Regions from separate parts of the Homo sapiens genome. Here region 2 is linked to region 1. A link is a loop called in an ENCODE intact Hi-C map of the cell type or tissue named here. Cell type or tissue: spleen. All regions are shown on one strand. Links, peaks and the distances in the headings refer to the core of each region. The heading gives the core; the rest is flanking DNA. Region 1 overlaps NIPA1 (NIPA magnesium transporter 1). Region 2 overlaps CYFIP1 (cytoplasmic FMR1 interacting protein 1).

Region 1 (12,559 bases), core at 4,560-12,559:
TTTTGAAAGTCCCTAATAAAAACTTGCTGGTTTTGTGGCTTGGGGGGCATCACAAAACCTACTAACATGTGATGTCTCCCCCGGACGCCCAGCTTTAAAATTTCTCCCTTTTGTACTCTGTCCCTTTATTTCTCAAACCGGCTGATGCTTAGGGAAAATAGAAAAGAACCTACGTGACTATCGGGGCAGGTTCCCCAATAATTCCCTGCCATTTTAAAGCATTTCTATTATATGAATACTTTTCAATTAATATTATTTGGTTTATTCAAGGCCATCAATGACCTACAAATGTAGTAGGGCATTTTCCAAAACATTTGTTGGGGGTGAGCAGGGAGAAACTTTCTGAAAAATATAGGAATAACTCAAGGTGAATTGAGGTAGAACAGTGGGATAGTGATTAAAAGCCAGGAGTTGGCTTTTGTGAACTGCCTCACTTGGTAAAATGGTAAGTGGATGTGGTAAGCAGAAAGCCCAAAGATATCCACGTCCTCACCTTGTAACCTGTGACTGTGCCACCTTCCATGGCAAAAGGGGCTCTGCAGAGGCAACTAAGGATCTTGAGAGAGGGAGCTGACCCTGGATTGTCCATGTGGGCCCAAAGCAGTCATGAAGGTCCTTCCAAGAGGGTGACAGGAGTGTCAGAGTCAGAGAGTAAGCTATGATGATGGATGAGTGGCGAGAGAGATGACATTGCTGGCTTCAAAGATGGAGGAAGGAGCCACGAGGCAAGATACAAAGGCGGCCTCTAGAAACCAAAAGAGCAGGGATGAGACTCTTCCCAGGAGCCTCCAGAGGGAAGTAATCCTGTCTGCACCTTGATTTTAGCCCAGCAAAGCTTGTGTGGAACTTCTAACCTCCAGAATTGTAAGATGATACGCGTGTGTTGTTTTAAGCTACAAGGTATGTAACTTGTGAAGAGCCGTAATAAAAAACTAACACAATAAGTATGCCAAATTAAGGGAAGGAGAAGATGCTGGGATCCCCCCAATGTCTTTGTCAAAAATAAAACAGATTCAGTGTTATAGATGAGCAACCTGGTCTGACCTTCTCTCCACCCTCTGGTCCATCATCTCAGTGATTTTCACACTCATTATGTTTACTTGGTCACCACCACCGCTGTCCTGCTTGCCACCATCCAGTTCCACACCTCTTTCTCATGTGCTCGGCTGGAATGAATCCTGTCCTCTTTGGACTGGTAATAGAGAGGTACCTAGATCTTTTTTTTTTTAGACGGAGTTTCGCTCTTGCTGCCCAGGCTGGAGTGCAGTGGCGTGATCTCAGCTCACCGCAACCTCTGCCTCCCGGGTTCAAGCAATTCTCCTGCCTCAGCCTCCCGAATAGCTGGGATTACAGGCGTGCACCACCACGCTCAGCTAATTATGTATTTTTAGTAGAGACGGGGGTTTCTCCATGTTGGTCAGGCTGGTCTCAAACCCCTGACCTCAGGTAATCCACCGGCCTTGGCCTCCGAAAGTGCTGGGATTACAGGCGTGAGCCACTGTGCCTGGCTGCAGAGGTACCTAGATCTTTTATATCTGTTTCTTGTCTGTGTCTCACCTCTCCAACTAAAAACCTTTTTAAAACTATCATGTGAGATTCAAACTAATGGTGAACAAGTAAGTGTGACTAATACTACAACAAACATGCTGACAATGTCAAAACGAAGGGTCATCAGATGGATGGGATGGATGTAACTAAGCAACACAGAAATTCTAGAACAAGTCCCTTGCAGGGAAGGCTTGGCTAGCAGCCAGCACAAACTACTCTATAGTAGTAACCAACCAATGCAAGCTTTTGTTCAATGACAGCAGAATTTGGCATTAATACACTTCACAGCCCCAAAAACCTATCTGGAGTTATCCATAGATGCATTTGGTGATTTCATAAAATGTTTGTTCTTGTTTTCTGTATAAGTATACTTTGATCAAAATGTGAATAATTAAATCTTTTGGGATAGAGACTAAGAAAAAAATCTTACTCATTTTTTCTCATTTGATAAAATAACTTATAGGACACCAGTCTGAGCAACATAACTAGACCCTGTCTCTACAAAAAAATTAAAAAATTACCCAGGTGTGGAGGCACAGGCCTGTAGTCCTAGCTACCGGGGAGGCTGACGCAGGAGGGTCGCTTGAGCCCAGCAGTTTGAGGCTGCAGTGAGCTATGACTGTAAGAGAGTGAGACCCTGTCTCTCAAAAAAAAAAAAAAAAACCAAAACAAAGAAAATTATAGGACACTAAAGAAGATCAGCAACAAGATTTCTAATGATGCTTGAAGTATGAAAATGCGTTATAATTGTCTCATTTTCTATGGGCTAAAAATGTAAAATGATATGTTATACAACTCAAAAACATGTCAAAGGTACTAACATATTAAAATAGAGCTGGTTTTATTTAATACTATCACTTCATTGGATCAAGAGACAGTCGCAGGACAGGGAATTTCTGCATACATCATGGATTTGCTCCCTAAGGTAGATGCACAGGTAGACGGTTTCTTTTTCTTTTTCTTTTTTTTTCCAAGACGGAGTTTCGCTCTTGTCGTCCAGGCTAGAGTGCAGTGGCACGATCTCGGCTCCCTGCAACCTCCACCTCCCGGGTTTAAGTGATTCTCCTGCCTCAGCCTCTGGAGTAGCTGGGATTACAGGCACACACCACCACGCACAACTAATTTTTGTATTTTTAGTAGAGACGGGGTTTCACCATGTTGGCCAGGCTGGTCTCGAACTCCTGACCTCGTGATCTGCCTGCCTTGGCCTCCTGAAGTGCTGGGATTATAGGCGTGAGCCACCGCACCTGGCCTTTTTTGTTTTGTTTTGTTTTGTTTTTGAGACGGAGTTTTGCTCTTGTTGCCCAGGCTGGAGTGCAATGGTGTGATCTCGGCTCACTGCAACCTCTGCCTCTCAGGTTCAAGTGATTCTCCTGCCTCGGCCTCCTGAGTAGCTGGGATTACAGGCATGCACCACCACCTCTGGCTAATTTTGTATTTTTAGCAGAGACAGGGTTTCTCCATGTTGGTCAGGCTACTCTCAAACTCCCGACCTCAGGTGATCCGCCCGCCTCAGCCTCCCAAAGCACTGGGATTACAGGTGTGAGCCACCACACCTGGCCCACAGGTAGACATTTTCTACATTGTTATAGAGATCTAGAGGCTAGTCATTTCTGTCTTTTTTTTTTTTGAGATGGAGTCTCGCTCTGTTGTCCAGGCTGGAGTGCAGTGCTGTGATCTCGGTCACTGCAACCTCTGCCTCCCAAGTTCAAGTGATTCTCCTGCTTCAGCCTGCTGAGTACCTGGGACTACAGATGTGCACCACCATGCCTGTCTAATTTTTGTTATTTTTTAGTAGAGATGGGGTTTTACCATGTTGACCAGGCTGGTCTCAAACTCCTGGCCTCAAGTGTCCCACCCGCCTCAGCCCCCTAAAGTGCTGCGATTACAGGCATGAGCCACTGCACCCAGCCTAGGCTACTCATTTCTAAAAAGAGAATAGGAAAAATGGGAGGAACTGGGATGATCTGGAACCTGAGACTACATAAGCATTTCAAGTAAAGGGAAAAAAAAAAATCAACAAATGTTCAGCTAGAAATAAGTTATTTTATTTTAAAACACATACAGATTAATAAATATTACTGGAAAACTTAATAGCCTTTTTATTTACATGAGGCAATAACAACATGCTATGACTACATCTATAAAGCAAAATATAAGCAGGTCTTGGCCACTGACACATGTGTCTATGTATGCTAATTGGAAGCTCCCCAATACATGTCTATGACAAAACTTTTACACAACCAATCAACATTTGACATTTTTTACATCTTCTTCCTCTCATGATTATATTCCATTTTCAAGAAAATAATAGTTATCCTTTGAAAAGGCAAAACGCTCAAGCCACTGAAAAACAGTATCTAAATTTCTGTAAAGTGCAAAAATACTAAGGTGGGGGGCAATTATTATATTCTGACAAATAAATATTCTGAACTTTTCAACATGACCCTTTGGCACTAGTGGTTTGGGAGCCCTGACATTCGCCTGGTGTCAGTTCAGCATCAGGGTTGAGCTGCTTGGAAGCAGGAAGTTCAGCGTCATTTATTACAAATCCAGTGCAACAGAATCCACGTGTTTCACAGGCCATTAAATCTTTTTCAGAATACAGACCTCGGCCGAATGTCAGGAGCACATCACACCATCGGAAGGTGATCTTTCTGTGCGGCTTTCTGAAGTCCCTGTTTAATTTCCATATTTTACAATAGAACATATAAAACCCTTTCTTTTAAAACAAAAAAAGGAAAACTAAAGCTTCATGGAATCATGCAAACTTTACACCCAGCACTTCCTTTGCTTTCTCAGCGCATGAGGCTGTGTGTCCTACAGCATGGTCCTGAGCAGACTCCATGGTCCGTGCAAGCGGAGTTTCCACTGTGCCACTCCCAGGCACTTCTGAACACGGTGCTCTCATCTCAGGCCACCAGAACACTGCTGAAAGTGCCGGTGTTTTAGAAACAATTTGAAGAACCATCCCACCCCTTTAGAGGTAGAAAAACTGAGGCACAGAAAGGTTAAGAGACTCACCTATGTTTGCACAATTTAGGGAAAAATAGAGAAAAGAAGAAAAACATCCTCCTCCCTGGCTCATGCTCTGGGCCCTGGATTCTGCTTTTTAAATGCTTTTGGGTACATGTGAAATAGATGTTTATTTACATGATCCTTGTTCTACTGAATATCAACTTTTTACTAGACAACATATTTTGATGTAACAAAGTTACATTTTCTTAAAATATAATTATGTTGTTGCACGTGAGGAATGTGAATGAAACAAATGAGTCGTGGTAGTGGGCCAAATTCTCACTGCTGTTCCTGTAATTCTGAACCTTTTCAAGTATACAATGGAGGTATAAGAATCTGGCCAGATGTGAAACATCACCTATAAGCTAAAGGACAGACCCTTAAAATTCATCACCAGTACAATTGTGAGGTGGAAATGAGGAATACAAAAAATTGAGGTATTTTATATGATAAACTGTCTTGTGGTGTGACTGGTGTACAAATTGGTCTTTTCTTTCCAACTCACATTAACAGAATCTACCTATGAATATGAGTAAAACCTATGAAAAATGAACACGGATATGTCCTTGGGAGGAAGGTCACTGTTAAGGAGTCAATGATACATTTTTGGTCCCTGAGAAGGCAAAACACCAAGACTCCATCCAATCCCGCCTGATGGACGAACAACGCCCTCGGTGTCAGACACCATGAAAAGAACAACTTCAGAACACGGAAGCTAATCCATGCTGTCGGGAACAGACCTTACACTGAAATGTTCTCTTTCTAGTTTCCTGCTTGGTGGCAGGAAGCCTAAGTCAGCATCGAGCAGGTGTCAGGTCGAAGCGGCACAACGGGAGGGGCTCTGGGAACCACCGGAGTACTCTCTCCCCTCTTCTGGGTTAGCTGAGCAGCTTGAAGAAGAGGAATCCCCCGACCAGACAGAAGGGCAGCAGCCTGTGCCCATCACACCTGTTTCCACGGACCAGGTGTCCGTGCACACCTGGGAGACACTGCATCTCCAAAGTCTAGAACTGGCCCCTAGAAGTTGAGCACAACATTTACAAAGAGCTGAGTCATCTAGGAAGAAGGAAAATAAGACGACTGCACAAGTGAACAGTGCTCACTTCTACCAGAAAACAGATGTGAAATCCAAAGAAGAACAAACACCAACATATTACCGCTGGGATGAACTTCTGGAAAGACAACTGGGTGTAGTAAATTGGCTTGAAGAGCAGGAATTGAAAGAATATTCCTTATTGCTGAACAAAGAGCTGCGAAGTATATTCACTAACATTCTGATAGGAAAAGATCTCAATGAGAGCTGAGCAAGGCCACCAGAATACCAAATTCCTCCCCAAAGTCCCCAGCATGGGCAGGGCCTCACTCCATGTGGCACTGGAAGGACTTCCCTCCCCAGCACCTTCTCCACAGAGATGGCATGGTCCTGCCAGCCGGGAAGATGCTCCAGGGGGGCTTTGTGGTGCTGGGTTAGGGTTAGAATCCTTAATTGGCCCTACCTTTGATCAATGAGCAGAACAGGAAGCAATCCTTTCAAATGCAAATATTCAGAGGAGAAAACAAGGCATTGCCCAAGAAGAGGAGAGAAATAGCCTATTTAAGTATCTATCAAGAGAAATCTGCATATTGTGATCAAAACCTTTGATTTTAGAGGATGCTTGAAAACAAGTATACAGTAAGCATCTTTTTTTTCAAAGAATAGTATGATAATGAAAATATTTCAAGTACATGTACTTTTGGAAAGACCACTAAGAGATCTATCCATGTTCTAGGCCCTCCCCCAAAGTTCTCACTTTGGGGCTTTTTCATTTTCAAATGAATGATGAAAACATAATTTTTTAAAATAAATACTATCAAATCAGAAGTTATATGCTCTATATTAAATTTGAAAATTAGACTGTTCAACCACTGGTCATGTCATTTACTTTGAGGCTGGTGTCACGTGCTTGAAAAACAATGGATGATATGAACTTTGTTTCACTGGAAGAAAAGCTATGTATCCTACTGAAGTATCTGCTGAACAGAGGTAAACCTGAAAGATTCTAACTGTCCCAGGACCAGTCACCTTCAAGGGTAGAAGAGCTATTAATACTTTTGAGATTTTGTTTTACTCTAAGAATATTATAGAGAAGATCATCGGGTATCACCTCTCAGTATCAATGGTATAATTGTGGATTAAAATATACTAAGGTACACCAAGAGCTGCCTTTAAACTAAATTTCCCACAAAAGCTGTAGCAACACAAACATGATCATTTTCATGTGACACATGAACTTTCTCATTACACTTGTTAGCCACATGTATTCTTTGAATATCTCACACCCCTTACCTAGGAAACTATTTTTATGCCCAAAAGTATATTGATACTGCTACATTACGTTTTCAGAAAGTTCAGTTCAGTAAGTTAAGGCCTGCATTTCTAAAAGCACTGATGATAAAACACAAAACCTGCAAGAGCCAATAAAAAGAGTAATGGACTTTGAGCATTTGTTAACCATCCATTGAGAGGATTTAAGATTTTTAAAAAATAATGTTGTTGCTGCTCTCAGTTCACAAATCACTGACAACCCATGATCATCATGTACACGTTTACTCCATAAAGGTATTTTTCTCTCTATATTAAACTAGTCTCATTTTATTTAGCCTCTTTACTCAACACTTTAGGAAGCTATTCCTTGAGACTTTAGAAATGTTCTTTTTGCCTACAAAAACACATTTTTTTTCTTACTGAGGAACTTTAATTGGGTACTATTCAATTTTATGTTCTACTTCACCTAATCTACTTTACCCAACCCCATCTTTCAACTTGGCGTAGTTCCCTGCTGAGATAAAACACTGGCCATGAAGTACATGATACCGTGGTGAAATATGTGCATCACTTCATGCTATGCTCCCATTTGGAACACATGGATGGGAACACTATAGACAGAGAATGACCTCTTTGATTCAAATACTGGCATAATTAATGGCTCTTTTGCATTTAAGACACATAATGAGAGGTTAGCTGAGGAACTCTAGGATGCTCTGCCATTGCAAACAACAAGGAGATGGCTACATTTATTGGCTTTTTGTTAGAAAATCTTTCAAAAACTGCATATTGCAATTTGTAGAAGCTAGCCTAACCTCAATTGTGTCCTTTAACTTGTTCCTGTATGACAGGGTACTCGATATATGAGCTATTGAACAGGTACTCTCCCACTTAGCCTTATTATCAAGTTACCTAATTTATTTCTTCTGAATGGCCATGAATGCTTGCTGATAAAGAATGTGGATATATTTGATACTGGATCCCAGGTAACACAGATCGAATACAAATAAAATAATACCTCATGCTACTTAAATCAACTGTCTTTAATTGGACAATAATCACATGTTAAAGGGGTCAATTTGCTCTAATGTGTCTTTAGTCTTGACTATCTTCCAGTGAATATACAGTCATGAACCACGTAACCATGTTTCTGTCAAAGACATACCACTTACATGACGGTGGTCCCATAACATTGTAATACCATAGTTTTACTGTACCTTTCCTATGTTTGTAAACACAAATACTCACCACTGTGTTACAATTGCCTGCGGTATTCAGTGCGGTCACATGCTGTACAGGTGTGTGGCCCAGGAGCAACAGGCTGTACCATCTGGCCTGGGTGGGTCATAGGTGTCCCATCTAGGTTTGTATAAGTGCACTCCATGATGTTCACACAATAAAGTCACCTTACAATGCATTTCTCAGAATGTTTCCCTATCATTAAGTGACATGTGACTGTATTATTTCTAACTGCCTTATACATTTGTAACTTGAATATTGAAATATTAAAGCATACTCGAAGTTGCATTATTCTAATCTAAGAACATATACACATTAAGAGTCAAATTAAGTTAATAATTCAAGTGATAAAGGCACTGAAATTGATTTGAGCTATTGAAAAGTCATCCTGCCAGTGGAACACTACCTCATGTTCATTAACTCTTCTCTCTCTCTCTATTTACTATTAAAATGTCTTGGGTGGGGGTGGGGGTCGAAGAGTCAACTTGTCAGAGGATTAAAAACAATTCAATGTATATGCCTCTTATTTGGATGACATACTTGAATGTTATACATGCTTAATGCAAACTAACACAACTACAGACACATTCACTGTACAGTGCCAGAGTTCAAGACAACAATCTCTCATTCCCAAAGTAATCTAAGTAAAAATATCTCTGCTATCATGTAACAACTAACCAGAAAGAGCCCATCTTTTTCTGTTTAAATAATGTTAAAATGTTTTAAAAGAAGAGAATATTCATGAAAGCTTCCAGGTTAATGGAAATGAAAATGAGATTCGTCTCATCAGAGAGAGATGGTGCCAGGCAACCGTTGGGGACGTTTGGGCTGCAGAGGGCTGGCTGGGCCTCTGCTCTGGTGCTGAGCCATGCTCCCCGCTATCCACCAGACCACCTGTTACTATCCAGTCAATTCTAACACCATGATCGAGGACCTCTTCTACTTCACATCCAATCACGGCCAGAAACCACCTCCAATGCCTATTCCTCGAACCATCCAAGCTCCTATTGCAATCTAGTCTGTTTTCATATTAGATTTGTTCATCTCCCCAAGGTTGAAATTGAACTCTTTGAACACCTGTATAAGGACAATCCCCACGGAGACGGTCGTGAATCCACAGGCCATCCCCAAGAAGTCCACCAGGCCCACGTTGCTCCACTCCCGGAAGAGGATGGCTGAGGCCAGCAGGACCAGCGTGGTAAACACGACGTAGTAGATGGCCCCGAACACCGAGGAGTCGAAGCACTCCAGCGCCTTGTTGATGTACCTGAACTGGACGATGATGCTGCAGCCGAGCACGGCCAGGAGTACCAGGCACAGGCAGAGGGCTCTCTGACTGGACGGGTTGTTATGCAAGATGTCTTGGGCCGCCAGCCCGATGCCCTTGGTGGAAGGCACGGTGAAACTGCCCAGCAAGGAGCAGATGCTGATGTAGACCATGATGTTGGTGGGCCCATGGGCCGGCGCGATCCAGAAGATGAGCAGCAGCAGCATGAGCAGCACGATGCACAGGTAGCCCACAAACACTGGAACACAGACAGCACACAGTCACCCGGAGCCACCGCCTAGCAGCCGCAACCCAGGAGGTGGACTGGGGCAGCACCCGGGCCCCCACCCGCCACCCGCCACCGGCCTCTACTGCGGCACAGCCCTGGGGAGCATGTGGGCTCTGGCTTGAATTTACCAGACCCACTGATTTCATTCCACAAAAGTATTCCCATCATTTTCACTGTTAAAACATTTACAGCCGGGTTAGCCAGACGCGGTGGCTCATGCCTGTAATCCCAGCACTTTGGGGGGCCAAGGCAGGTGGATCATGAGGTCAGGAGTTCAAGACCAGCCTGGCCAAGATGGTGAAACCCCGTCTCTACTAAAAGTACAAAAATTACAGCGCGCCTGTAATCCCAGCTACTTGGGAGGCTGAGGCAGGAGAATCACTTGAACCTAGGGGGTGGAGGTTGCAGTGAGCCGAGATCAAACCACTGTACTCCAGCCTGGGTGACAGAGCAAGACTCCATCTCAGAAAAAAAAAAAAAAATTTACAGAAGGGCACAATGGCTCACACCTGTAATCCCAGCACTTTGGGAGGCCGAGGTGGGCCGATCAGGAGATCAATACCATCCTGGCTAACTTGGTGAAACCCTGTTCTCCACTAAAAATACAAAAAATTAGCTAGGCGTGGTGGCATGCACCAGTAATCCCAGCTACTCAGGAGGCTGAGGCAGGAGAATCGCTTGAACCCGGGAGGCAGAGGTTGCAGTGAGCCGAGATCACACCACTGCACTCCAGCCTGGGCGACAGAGCAAGAGTCCGTCTCAAAAAAAAAAAAAAAAAAAAAAAAAAAACCATTTACAGCTCCTAAATGTTTACATGGTCCTCTATTGGAACCATTCTCTTTTTTTCTTGTTGTTTGTTTTGTTTTTTTGAGATGGAGTTTTGCTCTTTGTTGCCCAGGCTGGATTGCAATAGCACGATCTCTGCTCACTGCAACCTCCACCTCCCAGGTTCAAGCGATTCTCCTGCTTCAGCCTCCTGAGTAGCTGGGAATACATAAGCACCCGCCACCACGCCTGGCTATTATATTTTTAGCAGAGACGGGGTTTCGCCATGTTGGCCAGGCTGGTCTCGAACTCCTGACCTTAGGTGATCCGCCGTCCTCGGCCTCCCAAAGTGTTGGGATTACAGGCGTGAGCCACTGTGCCCGGCCTAGAAACATTCTCTTAACAATACAAGTGAATGGAGATGCTCCGAGGTTTCAAAAAAGCACCTGGGAATCCAGGGGGCAGGGGTAAGGCAGGGGACAGGAGGGAGGACTTTAAGCTGTGGGGGTGTTTGTGGGTTTTGCAATGATTGGGGGCTGCATCCAGTGGGCAGAGGCATGTGCAGACAGCAACCCCCACCCCCATCAAAAATCATCCCATTCTCGTCACAACTGCTGAATGTCTCCTCGGACTTGTAACTGAAAAATATGCCTATAATAATCAGAGCCTAGAAACTATTTTATGTATGAAACAAAGTAATTTTTGCATGGATTTAATATATGCTGAATTCTTCAGACATGTCACTTCCATGTAAATTGAGGGAGGATTGTTCTTTGATCAAAACTTCATTAAGAGTTATGCTCCATCTGAGGATCATTTTGTTGATAGCAAGACCTCAAGTGTCCCAGTCAATAACATTACACCCCCACGTCAGTCTATATCTGCAGCTACCAGATTCTCAACCACTCCTCACAAGGTGTGGGGTCGGCCAGCTTCAATAGGTCTTCTCTTATAGTGGGACCTGAGCATTTACATATTGAAAGGGATGTTTTGTTTTAAAGTATTGTCCTGGTATTTCTCCTTTATATTACAGTTAGGGCATTAAATTGATGGTTTGAACTTGTGTGTATAAGGAGGTTGTGTTTTCCATGAAATCCATTCCAACATCACAAATGGACCTGAGAGGGCTGGGAACTGCTGGCTATGCAAACCAGCAAGTGTGGACATGCAAACCAGAGAGTGTGGACAAGAAAACCAGCGAGTGTGGACAAGAAAACCAGTGAGTGTGGACATGCAAACTAGGTGTTAACATGCAAACCAGCGAGTGTGGACTTGCAAACCAGGGTGTGGACATGCAAACCAGGGTGTGGACATGCAAACCAGCCAGTGTGGACAAGAAAACCAGTGAGTGTGGACAAGAAAACCAGCGAGTGTGGACATGCAGACCACCGAGTGTGGACAAAACCAGTGAGTGTGGACGAGAAAACCAGCGAGTGTGGATATGAAAACCAGGGAGTGTGGACATGCAAACCAGCGAGTATGGACATGCAAACCAGCGAGTGTGGACATGTAAACCAGCAAACTGATGTGGAGGCAGTTTTGTGCTGGAACCTGCCTAAACTTGTTGGTAAGCAACACAGGGTGGTCTACTTAAAGTGAAATCTATACTTTAAGTCTGTTGTAATCACGTAGATAGTAGTTTTTAGTGTATTTATCAAAATAAAAAAAGGACGGGCATGGTGGCTCACGCCTGTAATCCCAGCACTTTGGAAGGGCGAGGTGGGCGGATCACGAGGTCAGGAGATCAAGACCATCCTGGCTAACATGATGAAATCCCATCTCTACTAAAAATACAAAAAAAATTAGCCGGGCATGGTGGCAGGCGCCTGTAGTCCCCGGCTACTCAGGAGGCTGAGGCAGAAGAATGGCGGAGCTCGCAGTGAGCTGAGATCGCGCCACTGCACTCCAGCCTGGGTGACAGAGCGAGACTCCGTCTCCAAAAAAAAAAAAAAGAAAAGAAAAGAAATTATGTCAAAAGATATATAAACAGGGCTATATGAGGAATCTAAACTTAAGAGATGCCAGGTCTTTGTTCTCACAGAGCTTCACGCTGGAGGGAGTGAAGTGCTGAGGTGGAGATAGAGTGGGCAGGGTACACCAGGAAAGGTATGTGGGGAGGGGCGGGTGG
Region 2 (12,609 bases), core at 2,463-10,462, 59 kb before region 1:
TAAGAATTCACCTCCATTCTGCTCCATGTGATACTCCCATGTTCTTTCTAGCAAGGATTGAAGTTGACTTTTCTTTTTTTTTTTTTTTTTGAGATGGAGTCTCCTCTATCACCTAGGATGGAGTGCAGGGCACAATCTCGGCTTACTGCAACCTCCACCTCCTGGGTTCAAACAATTCTCCTGCCTCAGCCTCCCAAATAGCTGGGATTAAAGGCGCCTGCCACCATGCCCGGACAATTTTTTGTATTTTTTTTTTTTTTAGTAGAGATGGGGTTTCACCATGTTGGCCAGGTTGGTTTTGAACTCCTGACCTCAAATGATCCGCCCACCTTGGCCTCCCGAAGTGTTGGAATTACAGGCATGAGCCAATGGTGGTGCCCAGTTGAAGCTGACTTTTATGCAATAATTAGTTATACTCAAAAGGATGTTTCTTTAAAGGATTAGAGTAAGTGTTCTGAGGCTTCTGCTTCTGAAAGTAAAATGTAGTGTTTTACCTTTAGAACTGAAGGAAATGTTATTTTAGAAGATAGGACTAGAAAGTTTGGCGAGTGAGAATAATTTCTTGGGTCTCTGTGAACTAAAAGATTTGCTCTGGGCTTCTCTTGACTTTGAAATTTTTAATCCCTGTTTTAGGCATAACAATAAAGTAGGTTTTTGTCACTCCCTGATAGAGAGGCATTTGTGCGCAGAGGGCACTGGGCAGAGAGGCTCCTCTGTCACCCCCATCTGGAGAGGATGGCTGTGGAAGCGAGGGAGGCAGGCGGGGGGTAGGCAGGCGACCCGACTGCGTGGGGCCGTGCACCTGCGGTTCTGATGGATCGAGTCCTGGAAGGGGCCTCGTGGGGTTGGTTTTTGAGATCCCAGGATAGCACTGTGGTGACATCTTTGCTGCCCAGTGTGTCTGTGTGCCCTTTGTGGTGTTAAAGGCTCTTGACACACGTTTTTATTCTCCAGGATTTTCTCCCAGGAGTGCAGGGAGGCACTGTTGCTTCCATTAAGATGCCAACATGAGCGCGCTGTTCCAGGGTGGTGGTGCGGGGTGCACATTTGCCTTGAGTCAGCCCCTACACTGCCAGAGCACCCTGCTGCCCTGTGTGCATGGGCACCACCTCAGGGATGGCTCCAGGGAATGGGCACTTGGAGGCATTTGCAAAGCTGATGCTCTTTTGGAGAGAAAGAAAGATTTGATGATGTGAATTTGATTTTTTTTTAAATTCAACTATTTGCAACTGAACTTGAACCTCACTGTAAGAGATTTCTGCCTCCGTTTCAGAAACTGTTTGTGTCGTTTTTGTTAAAACCTAAGCTAGTACATGGTTTTTCTTTTTGTTTTTTGTTTTTTTTGTGTGTTTTTTTTTTTTGAGACAGAGTCTGTCCCCTAGGCTGGAGTACAGTGGTGTGATCTTGCCTCACTGCAACCTCCAGTGATTATTGTGATTCCAGTGATTCGTGTGCCTCAGCCTCCCGAGTAGCTGGGATTACAGGAGTGTGCCACCACGCCTGGCCAATTTTTGTATTTTTAGTCGAGACAGGGTTTCACCATGTTAGCCAGGCTGGTCTCGAACTCCTGACCTCAAATGATCCACCTGCTTCAGCCTCCCAAAGTGCTGGGATAAAGGCGTGAGCCACTGTGCCTGGCCATAAACCAGTAATTTTTTTTTTTTTTGAGACAGGGTTTTTGCTTTGTCACCCATTGCTGGATTGCAGTGGCGCAATCACAGTTCACTGAAACCTCCGCCTCCCAGGCTCAAGCAATCCTCCTGCCTCAGCCTCCCAAGTGGCTGGGACTACAGGCATGCACCACCACATCTGGCTAATTTTTGTGTTTTTTGTAGAGATGGGATTTCACCATGTTGCACAGGCTGGTCGCGAACTCCTGAGCTCAATCAGATCTCCTGCCTGGGCCTCCCAAAGTGCTGGGATGTAGCCGTGAGCCACCGTGCCTAGTCCTAAACCAGTAATTTTCTATTAGATTATTTAGACATATACAAGTGACACTGATGTTGACCACCACCCACTCAAGAAGAGGCTGGATACTAAAAGAGATGATGTCTGAGCTGAGTCATGTGCTCACAGCAGACAGCCCTTGTACTCACAAGCACTCACATATGCCACGTGCACTTGCTTCTGCTGCAGTATGAGTCACAGTGTATATCTGTGTGATTATGGAATACACAGGAATCCACTCAAAAAACAGATTAGTGCTTTTTTTATGAATAGTGAACTAGGGCTGGTATCTTGCAGGAATAAAATAAACTTAGATGAGGGACCCATTTATGCAATGTTATCTTTTTCGTTCTTGGTCATGTCACCACTTACAGCATGCCTGCTTCTCAGTAAGACACCCTTTTGAGCACATTAACTAGTATTCTTTATCTCATAAGTAAGATTGTCCCCATTTCACAGATGAAGGCTCAGAGTGTCGTGAAAGTTAGAGCACCCAAGTTGCACGACTGGCGAGTCCAGAGCCGGCTCTGTGTGCTGTGACCCACCTTCTCTGCTTGTCGAACAAGGCTGGAGACTGTATCAGGCACGGGCAGCAGAGTCTGTCTTGAACTGAGCTGTGTGACTGGACATCCAGAGTGCTTCCTCTTCTGAGCTTAAGTCTTTTACAGCACAGTGTTTGTGACGGTGCCCTTCCCCAGAAGTAGTGCCTCCTCCCACTCCCCTGAGTAGTTAAGTCACATCTGCTGTTTGTTACCCTAGCTGTGTTGTCTCTCGGATGTGTCATCTTTGGGGTGAGCTTAGTCTACTGGGAAACCGGACACTGGGCAGGGGGCCAGAGGCCTGGGACCATGTGTTCATTGAGTGATGCCTCCTCTGACAGCTGTCATCCTGAGCCAGTCAGGGCGGGTCTGAGAATGAATTCTCTCACTTGTAACATGAGGTCATTAGATTTCACTGATGACTTTCGTGTTCTTCTTTTCAAACATTGAACCTGTTATCAACCAAAAATATTACACAGAATCCCAGCACATAAAGCCCAGGGTGCTGCTCTGAGGAGAGGCTGGGAGGAGGGGGTGTGGGCGAAGATGTGTAGATGGTTTCTTCAAGGTTGCAGCGGGCCGCAGGGCTTGGGCCTGGGACAGACACTGGGTGGGGTTTCTGTCCTTCAGTGTTGTCTAATCTCGTCACTGTAATCAGTTTTGGCTCTTTGTTTTGGGGGGTCTCATGACCCTCTACACATCTGATAATTCACTAGAAGGACTCACATAACTCAGAGTCTTACAGCTGCAGTTTATTCCAGCAAAGGGGTACAAAGCAGGATCAGTAATGGAAGCAGACAGATCAGGCGGAGGCTGAAGAAAGCAGGAGTGGCTGTATTAATATAAGATAAAATCAACTTCAGAGCAAAGAATATTGCCAGGGAGATTACATAATAATAAGTCAAACCACCACGAAGAAAACATAGCAATGCTAGATGTTTATGCGTCAAACAACAAGGCTTCTGTACTTGAAGGAAAGACTAATAGAAGTAAAGGAGAAGTGAACAATCCCACAGTTACAGTTGGGGACTTCAACTCTCATTTTAGTAATTGACAGAACAAGTAGACACAAAATCAGCAACAGTAGAAAAGAACTGAACACCACCATCGACCAACAGGATCTAACTGACGTGTGTAGGTTCCTCTACCCCACAACAGCAGAATATATACGTTTTTCAGATTCCCATGAAACATTCACCAAGATAGACCATACGCTGGGCCATAAAACTCACCTCAACAAAATTTAAAGAACTGAAATCCTATGGAGAGTGTTCTCCAACTACAATGAACTCAAACCAGAAACCAATAATAAAAAGATAACCAGAAAATCTCTATATGCTCGGAAATTAGCACACTTTTAAATAATCCTTGGGTTGAAGAGGAAATCTCAAGAGAAATTTAAAAATACATTGAATTGAATGAAATGTAAATATATCAAGATTTGATATATACAGCTAAAGAAGTGATTTATTTGATTTGATTATTCGATTTATTTATTTGATTTATTTGGTATACAGCTAAAGTGCTGAGAGGGAAATTTATAGCACTGAATACTCACAGTAGGGGTCTCCTGCTATCTGCACCCGTGTCCTTAGACAAGCTGAGGGGTGTCCTTCTGCAGGAACCACCTTGATATGTTTTGGCTCTATGTCCACACCCAAATCTCATCTGAAATTGTAATCCTCATAACCCCCATGAGTCAAGGGAGGGACCTGGTGGGAGGTGATTGGATCATGGGGGTGACGATGTTCTCATGATAGTGAGTTCTCACGAGATCTGATGGTTTTATAAGGGGTTCTTCCCCCTTGCTCTCTCTTCTCATTCCTGCCACCTTGTGAAGAAGGTGCCTGCTCCCCCTTCACCTTCCGCCATGATTGAAGTTTTCTGAGGCCTCCCCAGCCATGTGGAACTATGAGTCAGTTAAACCTCTTTCCTTTATAAATTATCCAGTCTCAGGTATTTATTTTTAGCAGGGTGAAAATGGACTAATACAGTAAATTGGTACTGGTAGAGTGGAGTACTGCTATAAAGATACCTGAAAATGTGGAAGTGACTTTGGAACTGGGTAACAGGCAGAGGTTGGAACAGTTCGGAGGGCTCCAAAGAAGGCGGGAAGATGTGGGAAAGTTTGGAACTCTCTAGAGACTTGTTGAATGTTTTTTGTTTGTTTGTTTGTTTTTTGAAATGGAGTCTCACCCTGTTGCCCAGGCTGGAGTGCAATGGCGCAATCTCAGCTCACTGCAACCTCCGCCTCCCAGGTTCAAATAATTCTCCTGCCTCAGCCTCCCAAGTAGCTGGGATTACAGGTGCCCACCACCATGCCCAGTTAATTTTTTTGTATTTTTAGTAGAGACAGAGTTTCACCGTGTTGGCCAGGCTGTTCTCAAACTCCTGACCTTGTGATCCACCCACCTCGGCCTCCCAACGTGCTAGGATTACAGGCGTGAGCCACCACGCCCTGCCTGTTGAATGGTTTTGACCAAAATGCTGATGGTGCTATGGACAATAAAGTGCAGGCTAACTAAGGTGGTCTCAGATGGAATTGAGGAGCTTGTTGGGAACTGGAGCAAAGGTCACTTTTACTACACTTTAGCCAAGAGACTAGCAGCATTTTGCCCCGCCCTAGAGATACGTGGTACATTGAACTTGAGAGAGATCTGAAATTGGAGTTTGTTTAAAAGGGAAGCAGAGTATAAAAGTTTGGAAAATTTGCAGCCTGAGGATGTGATGGAAAAGAAAAACCCATTTTCTGGAGAGGAATTCAAGCTGGCTGCAGAAATTTTGAATGTCAATCACCAAGACAATGGGGAAAATGTCTCCAGGACATGTACGAGGCAGCCCCTCCCATCATAAACCCAGAGGCCTAGGAGGGAAAAATGGTTTTCTTGGCTGGGCCCAGGGCCTGCCCTGCCCCTATGGTTCCCCCTCCCCCACCTCCCCACCCCACCCCCCATCCCCGTGCAGCTTCAGGACTTGGTGCCCTGCATCCCTGCTTCCTGGTCGCTAAAAGGGGCCAACATACAGCTCAGGCTGTTGCTTCAGAGGGTGCAAGCCCCAAGCCTTGGTGGCTTCCGCGTGGTGTTGGACCACCTAGATTTCAAAGGACATGTGGAAATGCCTGAATGTCCATGCAGAGGTTTGCTGTGGGGGTGGAGCCATCATGGAGAACCTCTGCTAGGGCAGTGAGGAAGGGAAATGGGGGGTTGGAGCCCCACACACAGAGTCCCCACTGGAATACTGCCTAGTGGAGCTGTAAAAAGAGGGCCACCCTCCTCCAGACCCCAGTCAGCTTGTACTGTGTACCTGGAAAAGCCACAGACACTCAATGCCAGCCTGTGAAAACAGCCAGGAGGGGGACTGTACCCTGCAAAGCCACAGGGTGGAGCTGCCCAAGACTGTGGGAGCCCACATCTTACATCAGTGTGACCTGGATGAGAGACACGGAGTCAAAGGAGATTATTTTAAAGCTTTAAGATTTAATGACTGCCCCACTGGACTTTGGGCTTCCATGGGGCCTGGAGCCCCTTTGTTTTGGCCAGTCTCTCCCATTTGCAATGGGAGCATTTATCCAATGCCTGTACCCCTATTGTATCTAGGAAGTAACTAACTTGTTTTTTATTATATAGGCTCATAGGTGGAAGGGACTTGACTTGTCTCAGATGAGACTTTGGACTTGGACTTTTGAATTAATGCTGGAATGAGTTAAGACTTTGGGGCACTGTTGGGAAAGCATGATTGAGATTTGGGAGGGGCCAGGGGCAGAATGATAAGGTTTGGCTGTGTCCCCCACCCAAATCTCATCTCCACTTGTAATCCCCATTATGCCCACATGTCAAGGGTGGGAGCTGGTGGGAGTTGACTGGTTCATGGGGGCAGTTTTCCACATGCTGTTCTTGTGATAGTGAGTGAGTTCTCACGAGATCTGATGGTTTTATAAGGGGCTTCGCCTTTTGTTCTCTCTTATCTTTCCTGCCTTCTTGTGAAGAAGGTGCTTGCTTCCCCTTTACCTTCTGCATAACTGTAAGTTTTCTGAGGCCTCCCCAGCCATGTGGAACTGTGAGTCAGTTAAACCTGCCTTTTTTTTTTTTTTTTTTTTTGAGATGAAGTCTCGTTCTGTCACCCGGGCTGGAGTGCAGTGGCGCGATCTCGGCTCACTGCAAGCTCCACATCCCAGGTTCATGCCATTCTCCTGCCTCAGCCTCCCGAGTAGCTGGGACTACAGGCACCTGCCACCACGCCCGGCTAATTTTTTGTATATTTAGTAGAGACGGGGTTTCACCGTGTTAGCCAGGATGGTCTCCATCTCCTGACCTTGTGATCTGCCCACCTCGGCCTCCCAAAGGGCTGGGATTACAGGTGTGAGTCGCCGCGCCTGGCCTAAACCTGCTTTTTTTTAAAATAAATTATGCAGTCTTGGGTATTTCTCTATAGCAGTGTGAAAACGGACTAATACACACCCTAACTACCTTCCTCGCCTTCCCACTCCACAGGGGTCTCTCTCCCGGCTCCGGGGGTGCCCTGTGCATCCTGAGAAGGCAGCTCCCCCGGCCCCTTCAGGGTCCGACCTTGGGCATCCTGCTGGGAGACTGGGAGGCAGGGGGAAACTCTGGGTCGTATTCATTTCTCATTCTAGACTTCAAAATGGCTTCTAGCGAGTCGGCTATTCAACAAATGTTGAAACACCAAATGGTTTTCTTTTCTTTTCTATTTTAGCAGGTTTCTTTTTGGTGGCAGGCTAAGTAGGTTTTGTAACTGTACCAGTTAAGGGCAGTAGATTTTACAAGTCAGTAGACTCAGACCCGCTCACCTGAGCCTGTGTGTGTTGAGTGATCTTCTCACACAGTTCTTCATCTGCACATGTGTGCGGGGACCATGCTGAGAGCTCTGTGCCCTGTTTTCCAGGCTTTGAACTTGGCCTACTCCAGCATTTACGGCAGCTACCGGAACTTCGTGGGACCTCCACACTTTCAAGTCATCTGCCGGCTTCTCGGCTACCAGGGTATCGCCGTGGTCATGGAGGAGCTGCTGAAGGTCGTCAAGAGCCTGGTGAGTGTTCCCTGGACATGCTTCTTTCACACAGCCTGGATTCCCTGGGGCACCCATGCCAGAGGGTCTTCTCTGCCTGGACTGTGATTCTCCAACAGCTGGATTCGTTCAATTAGGCTTCAAACATTTCTGACCATATATAGTTTGATACTTCCCTCATCTTTTCAAACTCAAGAGAATGGGTCCAGGTTATTTTAACTGATACGCAGAGTTTTTATTTGTATGTGTAGAGAGGGGGTCTTGCTATGTTGCTCAGGCTGTCCTTGAACTCCTGGGCTCCAGAGATCTGCCCATCTTGGCCTCCCAAAGTGCTGGGGTTACAGGCGTGAGCCACCTTGGCCAGCCTGGATTTAGTTTTCTAGACATAACTTACTTTTTATAATTTTTCATCCTTTTTATTATTTTAATCTTCTGTGACTTGAGACCATGTAAGAGTTTGGTCACTTGGCACAGCCATCAGCCCGTGACCCAAACAGGTCCTTCCAGGACCCGCTGGGGACTCTGTCCCAAAACATGTGGCAGCTTGGAGGGTGTTAGGATTGCTGACCTCACCACAGCTGAGCCTGGGGCCGCACCCAGGAGCACAGACAGCGTCCTGGGGGACCCTGGAGCTGGCAGTGCTCACGATGCTGGGGTGCATCCCCATAGGAGACACCTGGCGACAAAGCTCTCCCCTCATTGTGGCACCCCGGGACCACTTTCATCTTGAAAGAGGAGTCCAGTTTCAGAACATGAATTCAGTCATGGGAAGCCACCTGGTGATGGTTGCTCTCTCTCCCGGGGTGGATTTTATTCCCCAGCCAGACGATCCTGCAGCCTTGCTGGTTACCGAGCTCTTTGCTAACAGACTTGTTTCAGGGTATGCGCCGGCCACAGGCGTTAGCAGAGCGGAGTGGGGTGGCTGACGCAGCCCGTCTCATCTCCCCGGCAGCTGCAAGGCACAATCCTGCAGTACGTGAAGACGCTGATGGAGGTGATGCCCAAGATCTGCCGCCTGCCCCGGCACGAGTACGGCTCTCCTGGTGAGTGCGGGCGTGTGGAGCTCACAGTGCTGTCTGTGGAGAGGTCAGAAAGGAATTCAAGTCAGAAATTCTTGAGAAGGATTAGATTTGCCATGTGGGAAGAGGCAGTAGACAGACAAATGCACCTTACAACCAGGAAGAGGTGTGTTGGGGTCACTGTCTGCAGGCGAGGAAGCAGAGGTCAGCCTGCAAGAGTTGAGACAAGAGACCCCTGAACACCACGCTCTCGGGCACCCCTACGAAAGAATTGCCACCCAATGAGGCGAGAGAGCCGACTGCTGGGTCCTGCTGCCCTGCTGGGCCTATAGGGACTTGAGGCTCAGAGACAGGCCCACCGAGATGGTGCAAGGCCTGCCCCTGCCCCCAGGCCGTCCCATCCATCTGCAGGTCCAGCTGCAGGGCCCTCAGGCAGGTGTGCTCTTAGGGACAGGCCCACGTGACTTGCTGTGGGTTGGTTTGGGGCAATGCAAATAAATAGCTTTAGTGATCTCAGAAAGCATTGTCTCATAAAATTGTATGACAGGGACCTTTGTCACGTAACAAAACTGCTTTTAGTCTCTTACCTGGCCGAGTTTTCTTGAAAGCTGGACAGTTGAACACTAGCCTTGTGTTGTAAAGCGACTTGAGCCTGCACGTGGGTGACCGACGAGGCACTGTCCTGATGGGCAGTCAGTCAGCGTGGCTGAGCTCTTGAACACGTGGCTCAGGACTTTTTGCTTTTTGGCAACTCCCCAGGGCTGTTGCTGGTGTTTGAGGAGACGATAAGGTGTCCCCCTCAGCCACCATGGGGAAGTAGCCATCAGCACGGCCCTGGCTCAAGAGAATCTGTTTTCAGTTTATTGTCAGAAAGTAGAGGAGGAATGCTGGGATGATTAAAACCAATGCTTATGTCGTGACTAGAGATGGAAATTTCAGATGTTGAGGAGGGAGCCATTTCCCAGTGTGGTACAGGGAAAGCTTGCTGGGAATGACACAGGTGCATGAGCGTCCCCGCCCCCACCCCCGCCAAGTGGGGCTGAGTCCCTGCAGCGGTGCTGAGAGCTGGGAGGAGCAGAGGGGCCGTGTCGGGCCGCTGGTCCTTGGGGAAGGGGCACTCGGGCAAGACCTGCTGGGACAAGGGTTTAAGGTCTGCTGAGCCTCCCGCTTTGCTCTTCCCAGGGTAGTTTAGGCCCCTCCTGATGCCACGTTCATTGTGCGGTCAGCTGCCGGTTTCTGTCTGGGCTGGAGTTGAAGCTGTAGATTGGCTGGGAAACGTTGGCCTTCTGTCCCATATTTGCACCTTGCGTCTTTTTGTGCCTTATTCCGCTGTCCGGGATGCCGTTGAGACGCCTGCCTTGCTCTGGAGCTGGCCTGGTGTGCGGCCTCCCGTTGGGCGTGCTGTTAGTTAGCTGCAGGCTTCCTAGATGCCCTTTCTCAGATTAGGTGCGGCCCCTTCCATGCCTGCGAAGAGAGATTGCATTTTGTCAAATACCTTGTCTGCCCCCACTGGGGATGTGGTGCAGTCTTTGTTCTTGTCATGTGGTGACGTTTCCTATCATCATAGCCTTCCCTAAAGATATGAGGTTGAGTTGAAAAGAGGCTTCAGAGCCAAGGCCCGGGGTCACATGGTGTGTGGAGAACGTGCCCAGGTGGCGAATAAACCACCGCTGCAGGGAAGATGCTGGGGATGGGACGTTGTGGCTGTCCTTATAGCCAGGCTTGATGGCGGTGTCAGAACGGCAGGTGCTCCTGGCTGTGGACCCAGGCTGCTAGGGCCCGGCCCCCTCCAGTCCCCCAACCCCACCTCACTCCCGCCACCGTAGGTATCCTGGAGTTCTTCCACCACCAGCTGAAGGACATCGTGGAGTACGCAGAGCTGAAGACGGTGTGCTTCCAGAACCTGCGGGAGGTGGGGAACGCCATCCTCTTCTGCCTGCTCATCGAGCAGAGCCTGGTGAGTGGCCCCCCAACGCCGCCCCTCCCCGCCCCAGCCCACCCCACCCCACCCCACCGGCCAGGGGAGGGCTTTCTTTGGCGGGTTCTTTAGTGGGGGTGTGGCAACAGCTGTGCATCATTTTTTTTTTTTTGTGGCTGTTGAGACTTTAGTTTGAATTTGTTCCCTTCAATTGAAAAACAAAAATGTACTGTAGTTCACTGTCTCAAGAATGTTTTTCTGTGTTAACGTCATAAAACTGTTATATTATGTGATGTTTTCAACATCTAAATGAACATATTTGGTGTGCCTGTAAGGTATAAGGCATTGCTGCGCAGGAGGGCCCTCTGTATGCCTGAGGCCGCTGAGCAGTTGAAGTGTGGCTCAGTGTGACTGAGGAACTGAGTGCTAAATGTTACTGAATTATCACTGATTTAAATCTGAATGGCTGCACGTGCCCCATGGTGGACAGCACGAGTGGCCAGCATGAAAGGGGAGCCCCCGGGAGCCCACCCCCTCTTAGGACGTGGCACAGTGGACGCCTCGTGTTTTCGACTGGCCGCCTTTTTGTGGTGCTGTCTGGCTGTCCCTCTGTCCTGTACATCACAGCAGCTCAGTTTATAACCTCCTGGGCTGGGAAAGCCAGTGGGAAATGGAATCTCAGGTAGCCCTCTCCTGCCTTCCATCGTGACTAACGAGGTGGGCATCTCTTCGTTCGTTGCGTCTTCTTGTTTCTTTTCCTGTGAAATGCCCCATTGAGTTCTTCGGCCTATTTTCTTTTTCTTTTTTTTTTTTTTTGAGACGGAGTCTTGCTCTGTCACCCCGGCTGGAGTGCAGTGGCGTGATGTTGGCTCACTGCAAGCTCCGCCTCCCGGGTTCACGCCATTCTCCTGCCTCCGCCTCAGAAGTAGCTGGGACTACAGGCGCCCACCACCACGCCCAGCTAATTTTTTGTATTTTTAGTAGAGACGGGGTTTCACCGTGTTAGCCAGGCTGGTCTCCAACTCCTGACTTTGTGATCCACCCGCCTTGGTCTCCCAAAGTGCTGGGATTACAGGCGTGAGCCACTGCGCCCGGCCTCTTTTGCCTATTTTTCTACAGCTCATTCTGTGTAGACTCTTTATGTGCTGCACATATCGTAAATTCTTCTCCCATTTGTGGCTTACCTTTTCACTCTGATAGTGGTGATTTTTGATAAAATGCTCTTAATTTGGATGTAGCCTTTTTTTTTTTAATGATTAGCACTTTTTTTTTTTTTTAATCTACCATCTGCACATGGAACTTTCAGTATCTTTTTGAAGATGTTTTCCCTGCCTTGGGGTCATGAAGACATTCCTTTACATTGTCATCTAAAGATTTGAAGCTTTGCCTTCTGCATGGAAGTTTGTAATCCTTCTGGAGTTGGTCTTTGTGTATAATGTGAGAGGCAGAGGAAGCTTCTTTCTCTCTGTGGAGACCCATTTGTCCCTCCTCTAGTGGCTGAAGGGCTCCTCCTCCCGTTGCTGACCAGTGGTGTCCCCTGCCATCTGCCAGCTTTTCATGGGCACACCGGCCTGTCTCCTGGCTTTCTGCCACATCTCGCTGGTCCAGGCATCTGTCTCTGACATCATAGCACATTGTCTTGCTCATCGTTGCTCTAACATGACTCTCGAGTCCCCACTTGCCGCGTTCCCTGCCTTGCTCCTTCTTCTTCAGCATGTTCCCTCCCCAGGGCTCTCTGCTCTGCCCTGTTTGGGGATTGGTTCACCACATACCCTGGCGAAGCGTATTGGCTTGTGCATGGGAATGGCACTTCGTCTCCAGAGCTGCCTGGGGAGGCCTTTCCTATGTTGTTTCCCAAAGCAGTCTCTTGTCTTTAGGTCTCTGGTAGCTTTGCAAAGGCAGAGTTGTGTTTGGGAAGAACAGGGAGAGGGTGGTCTGTACACAGCTCAGGGCATTGCTGTCAGACTGCCAGGCCTCTGGGGACTGAGCCTCTGGACCAGCCGCCTCACACCAGCCTGTGCGGTGAAAGAGAATGTGTTGGCTCACATGTCAGGGGAGTCCGAGGTCAGGCGTGACACGCCTGGGAGCTGACAGCCTCCATCAGACCTGCATCTTCGGCTCCCTCTATGCCTGCACGCCTAGGCAGACCCTCTCCTGGTGG

The links. Peaks named below come from ENCODE experiments on the same cell type or tissue, not always from the same donor. Only the 100,000 strongest peaks of a DNase experiment are listed, where the experiment ranks them.
Region 2: it touches region 1 in a loop (6-fold over the local background); 5 of 110 quality-filtered maps call a loop at or near these places.

Annotation. Positions count from the first base shown.
Region 1 is chr15:22,820,805-22,833,363 of GRCh38, reverse strand. NIPA1 (NIPA magnesium transporter 1) reads right to left here. Exons shown (of 5, transcript NM_144599.5): 5 at 3,575-9,636. The coding sequence ends at 9,125. Among named protein-coding and RNA genes, the nearest start is that of NIPA2, 12 kb to the left of the region's middle. RefSeq lists an enhancer at 5,723-6,475. In spleen, for the core only: no CTCF peak of the experiment used is centred there; DNase peaks (open chromatin) are centred at 5,452, 9,483 and 9,653.
Region 2 is chr15:22,877,791-22,890,399 of GRCh38, reverse strand. It overlaps CYFIP1 (cytoplasmic FMR1 interacting protein 1), which reads left to right. Exons shown (of 31, transcript NM_014608.6): 24 at 7,389-7,532; 25 at 8,464-8,554; 26 at 10,357-10,487. Among named protein-coding and RNA genes, the nearest start is that of NIPA2, 45 kb to the right of the region's middle. RefSeq lists an enhancer at 7,534-8,733. In spleen, for the core only: a CTCF peak has its summit at 5,849 (motif pointing right); no DNase peak of the experiment used is centred there.